Regions from separate parts of the Homo sapiens genome. Here region 2 is linked to region 1. Evidence: chromatin loops called from intact Hi-C (ENCODE). Cell type or tissue: chondrocyte. All regions are shown on one strand. Each heading gives the region's core, and the rest is flanking DNA. Links, peaks and the distances in the headings are about the cores only. Region 1 has its middle 170 kb from the start of LINC01139. Region 2 has its middle 1.5 kb from the start of LINC01139.

Region 1 (2,929 bases), core at 200-2,699:
AATTAAATACTGTAATTTAAAAGGAAACCACTGAAAATAACATCAGAAAACATCAAATACCAAGAAAACATTTACTAAAATTGTTTAAGTGACTCCAAAAAGTGCCTCACGGTTCCAAGACAAATTGTTGATGATATCAATAAATGGAAGGTATACCATGTTCAAGGTTTAAATTACTCAATTTGTAAATATTTTATATCTTCATAAATCCATTTATAGAGTTAATATATTCCCAATAAATATTCCAATAAGCAGTTTTGTTGAAATTGAAAACTGATTCTACAATATTTAAACAGATAAAATTTGGAAAGCATATACTACCGGATATCAAGGCTTGCTATAATGCCATAACAAGTAAAACAACTTGATGTGGGCGAAAGTAAAGATGAATCAATCAATGGAAGAAAAATGGGTTCCTGAAACACTTAAACACATATAGTTATTTGATTTACCTAAATGTCACTGAAATACAGGGAATGAAACAATAGTCTTCCAGTAAAAGACGTTAGGTTTATTTGATACATATAGAGAAAAACACATTAAAAAGTACCTCACAAAGACAGAAGCAGCTCCAGACAGAGTTTTGTCCTAAATGTGAAGGGTAAACTATAAAACTGCTTAGTGATAACACGATAGATTATCTTCATGATCTTGGGGCAAACAAAGATTTGTTGAAGGAAATGAAAGCCCACTAAGCAGACATGACAGTTTTTATAACTTCGGCTTCCTTAAAATTAAGAACTTTTGTTTTCAAATAATTTTCATATATCAAACAATAGACTTGCATTCAAAATGTATGAAGAATTCCTTCAGATCCATAAGAAAAGAGGGAAAACCCTCTCAAATAAATGGAAAATAATTGGTCAGGCGTGGTGTCTCACGCCTGTAATCCCAGCACTTTGGGAGGCTGAGGCGGGTGCATCGCCTGAGGTCAGGAGTTTGAGACCAGCCTGGCCAACATGATGAAAGCCGTCTCTACTAAAAATACAAAAACTAGCTGGGTATGGTGGTGCATGCCTGTAATCCCAGCTACTCGGGAGGCTGAGGCAGGAGAATTCCTTGAACCCAGGAGGCAGAGGTTACAGTGAGCCAAGACTGTGCCATGGCACTCCAGCCCGGGTGATAGAGTGAGACTCTGTCTCAAAAAAAAAAAAAACAAAAAAAAAAGGAAAGAAAGAAAACGGAGAAAAATGGAAAATAGTCTTGAATAGGCAGTTGACTAAAGATGATGAGGAAATACTCAAGAATCCTATGAGAAAACACCCAATAATCCTATGAGAAAACACTCAATAATCCTATGAGAAAATGCTTGCCTCATTTGTCATCGATAATTTTCAAATGAAAACCAAAATGAGATACCCATTTATACCTAATGGAATAGACTAAAAATAAATGCAAAATAAATTGACACTAAATAATGAGCGTCTAATACTCTCAAATATTCTGAAGTACAAATTTGGGCAGGAAAAAAATCGCAGTATTCACTAAACTGAACAAAAGCATACTCTATGACTCAACAGTTTCACTTACTGGAATCTACCCAACAGACATGCGGCCATAAGTCATCAAAAGCCATGTACATGAATGTTTGTATTGGCTTCCTTATTTACAACGAATATCTGGAATTGATTAAAATGTGTATCAACACTAAAATGGAAAAATACTTTTAATATATTAATAAAATGGAATCCCATACATCAATGAAGAAGAAAACTAATACTACTGCTATTTGGTCGTAATACTGAGTATGTGCTTTATATAAAGTATGTGAAATTTAAGCAGGCAAAACTATTCTATTTTATATATATATATATATACACACTATTCTATATAATGTGAGGGCTCAGAATATTATTTACTTTTGTGTGTAAGTTAATAACTGATATCCATAAGAGAAGCTTCTGGGGTATTGATTATGTCCTATATGGTTACATGGCTTTATTTACCTTGTAAAAGTTCACGAAACTCTAGATTTATGATATATGCAACTTATTGTATGCATGTTATGCATCAATTTAAACAATTGAAAAATCTCCCCAGCTTGCACATATTAGCATAATTTTGGTAGGAATACCTACAGGGGCCAGCGATGTAACAAGGACCATCTAAATTAGAAATGAGGCAACCTATATGTAGCTCCAACTAAATGCTATCATTCAGAATTGCAAATCTAGTGTTGTCATATTAAGAAAGCTAGACATTTTAGATTTTTTGTGAAATTTTCTCGTTTTAAGTGTTTCTGTTTTATCCCCACTCCCAAACAGTATGTTAACATAAAAAACACAAAACGTGTTTTATCTAGGAGCAAACGTTTTGTGCTCATTGAAATTTTGGTATGATTATTACAATCTTGATAACAGATGTCTTTCCTCTGTAATTTTCTTAAACAGAGAAATGTAGACCTGTCCTTCGGTTATTGTTAGGGCAACCTCAGTGCTGCATTAGTATTGTTTTCTATTGTGGTATCTTTCCTTTCTGCTACCTCAGCTTTCACAAGTCATTTTTATTCTTTTTTGCCAGCTCAGCTGACCATCGTGAATGTTATTCTGTACTGAATCATCAGTATAGAATGGTTGCAATTCAATTAGCTGTCAGGGTATATAACCTCAAATCTACTCCTGGTCAATATTTATGAAATGCTCAGCTGAGAGGCACAATATTTATGGAAAAGTTTCTGAAAGGTAAGCAGTGCACTCATTCTCTGAATGCTCTTAATAGCTACCCATAAATTAATCCATAGTACAAGTGTACCACCCACCTAGACCACAGAATTTTGCCACCTCCTAATACAACAGAATTTACAGAATTGCCTTTTGGCCATATGCCATAAGCATACAATGAGAGATAGAGTAAGAAACCTCCCTAACACATTTGTTGCATTTATGCTACATAACTGTTTTTCCAATGATGAATCACCATAGAAATATCT
Region 2 (2,929 bases), core at 225-2,724, 170 kb before region 1:
CCCGCTGCAAACAGCATGAACTTCCTGAGGTTCCACCCCAGTGTGCAGGCCGGTTGGAGTTTTTCTGGGGATCCGCTCCCACCTGGCTGTCTCGCATGCTTTTTTTCTTTTTCCTTTTTTTTTTTAGTGAAAGTTCATACTCTGGCTAAATGTACAGGAATTCCAGAATATTAAATTCCAGTGGTGATTGCCTGTCAGGGAGGTAATGGGAGGTGATAGAGAGTGAATACAGTCATGGCATATTTTTTCTTTAAGCTCTATATCTTGTTATACAATTTGTTTTCCTGACCTATCTGGAATTTCCCTGCTCTCATAACAGCTTCCCCATGATCCATTCATACCAGCTGGAAAATTCTACTTGGACTTGTTAGTGTTAAGTCTTTGAGGAATAGCCTCCTTAAGGAAACAGCAGAAATGTCATTTTGTTTATTCTTATGGCATCCAGAATCCTGTTTTACTGAAAAGTTTAATGCCACGTTCTTGGATCATTGTGGCTTCCATTCCCAGAGCCTCTGCTGCTTGTCCTCAGGGTGTTTCCGTGGCTTGAAACCCTATTAAAAATCCTTCCCTGCTTAATTGTTTTAAGCAGCTTCTTTTGAGGATCTCTTATCTATTAGTTAGTAAAGACAAATCTTCCTTCCCTTCACATTCCCTTGTTTGAAACAACTCTTTATGTATTTTTGGCACTTAATTATTTAATTATAAGTGAATATAATTTTTTAAAGAAAGTCAGTTGACAGTTTCTTTGGGGGCATTTATTTTTTTTATTTTATTTTTGGTCGGAGGATGTTTATGCTGGGATTCATTCTGATTTCCTTCTCCTTCCTTGCCCTGACATGTCCCCAGAATGCCTCCTCTTCTAAAGTCAAGATGATCACCTTAATTTCCTGCCCTTCTATGGCAAGTTAACACAACCTTCTCCAAATCTGGGCCCAGGCCCTGAAAAGCTCTTGATCACTCCTATAGTAAGAAGGCTGCAGATGTTTTCCCTAGGCTTGGGCTTGGGTAGATGCTGTTGATGGCTACAAGTTCAGAGCTCTTTTCTAGAGATGTAAACTCATTTTTAAGTTTTCCTACTCACCCACCAGGAGACTTTTTCTATTTACTAGGAGCGGGAAATTAATGCAGAAAAGACGGTGAGGGACTGATTTCTGTAGTGTAGCAATGTAGGGGGTAGGGGAAATGTGTAATTCTTAGTAGCCTAAGTGCCTGCAGTAGAAACGTTATGGACCGTACCAGTGTGCAAATGAAAAACTCTGCATTAATACCCATGCAATGTTCATGTTGTCACCAGATTTGATTCTAGAAACATTTCCTACAGGACTGTTTACTGCATTTTATTGTTGAATACTCTCAGCTTCAGGTGAAACACACTGAAGTGTGAAATGGTCAATTATAACTGGATAAACAAAGTTGCTTGGATAAAATATTATTAAACTGGGTGGGTGGTTGTTTAGTGTTCATTTTTCTTTATCTCAGGGCAGGGGGTATACGGAGTAGAAGAAGGGTTTGGCACTTTAGGAAGATGACTTTGTGAGCAAATTCACAGTTACCAAGACCAAAAAGACCTTATAAGTCAATTTCATGCTGAGTTGTTTAAAACCATTTTCACATCAAATATTTCATAACTTCCCTACTCTGTAGAATCTTTCAAAGTTTGAATTTCTATGAGGTAGACCTTACACGATATTCCCCCTTTAATACCATTGGAGAATTAATTTAATCTTGGGAAATACTCTCAAACATTGATACTTTGGAAAGTAAATTCAGAAGGGAATATCAGGAACATAATTTTAAATGGTTTTTAATACATACCCCTGAAGCTTGAGATAGGTATCACACTTTGATGCATATCCTGTGTTTGCTGAAATATCACTTATGAAACCTGTGATTCCTTGACTGAGAGCTTCATTTAGTATCTTATTTATGATTTGCTAGCTGATGGTGCTCCAAAGAAGTGCTTATCTCAAGCCGTATGAGTAATATTTCTGAAGTATTTTTTGAGATCATAGCAGATAGGAATTTCTGACAGTATAGACTGGTATTTTCTGGGACATCTGCCTGCAATTAGAATTTTATTTGGGACTAAATTTACCCAAGATTGGGAAACAAACTTTCTCCTTGTAACTCTCCTATTCATTTTTCAAGTAGTAATGTCATCCTTCAGACACTTTCAATTAGTGGTCTTTGTGGTGTTTTGTGGAGTTTGATGGCTATGGAGGCTAGGAACATAAAAACTTTATGTAAACCATAACTATCATTTGTTTTTGGTGTTCCAAAAGAGATTTGTGAGCAAACAGTGATGGCAAATAGAAATTCCCTTCCCAATTTGTTGGCTGGTGTGCCTAACCTTCTACGTTTCATGGCTGCAAGAGACACAGAGTGAAGGTTATTCAAGTGCACGGGTATATATGACAAATAGAAGAAAAGAGGAAGGTAGGGAGAAAGAGGAGAGAGAGAGAGAGAGAGAGAGAAAGAAAGAGAGAGAGAGAAATTAGAGTTAGAGCTGCCTGGTGAGATGAAACAGAAAAGATGACCTCAGTTATTACTTAAACTCATGGCTCTTAACAAACTGTACCTCCTGGAATCAGATAAGCATCCTCTTGAAGTGAAGCCTAAAGTCACCATACTGACTCTAGATGTTTCTTAGCTATCAAGAAAGCCCTGTTGATTGCTCAAATGCAAAAATGTTTAAATGTTGGTTCCAGGGATTCTATGTTTATATATGTTGTCTTTCTTTTTTTTTTTTTTGACATGGGTTTCTTGCTCTGTCACCCAGGCTGTAATGCAATGGTGTGATCATAGCTCACTCTAGCCTCATACTCCTGGGCTTAAGCGATCCTAAGTAGCTAGGACTACAGGTGTGTGCCACTACACCTGGCTAACTTTTTTTATTTTTGATTTTATAGAGACAGGTTCTGTGTTGCCC

The links. Peaks named below come from ENCODE experiments on the same cell type or tissue, not always from the same donor. Only the 100,000 strongest peaks of a DNase experiment are listed, where the experiment ranks them.
Region 2: a loop joins it to region 1, with 2.1 times the contacts of the local background. A loop is called at or near these places in 2 of 110 quality-filtered maps.

The regions. Positions count from the first base shown.
Region 1 is chr1:238,651,286-238,654,214 of GRCh38, forward strand. No RefSeq gene overlaps it. Among named protein-coding and RNA genes, the nearest start is that of LINC01139, 170 kb to the left of the region's middle. In chondrocyte, for the core only: no CTCF peak of the experiment used is centred there; no DNase peak of the experiment used is centred there.
Region 2 is chr1:238,486,053-238,488,981 of GRCh38, forward strand. No RefSeq gene overlaps it. Among named protein-coding and RNA genes, the nearest start is that of LINC01139, 1.5 kb to the left of the region's middle. In chondrocyte, for the core only: no CTCF peak of the experiment used is centred there; no DNase peak of the experiment used is centred there.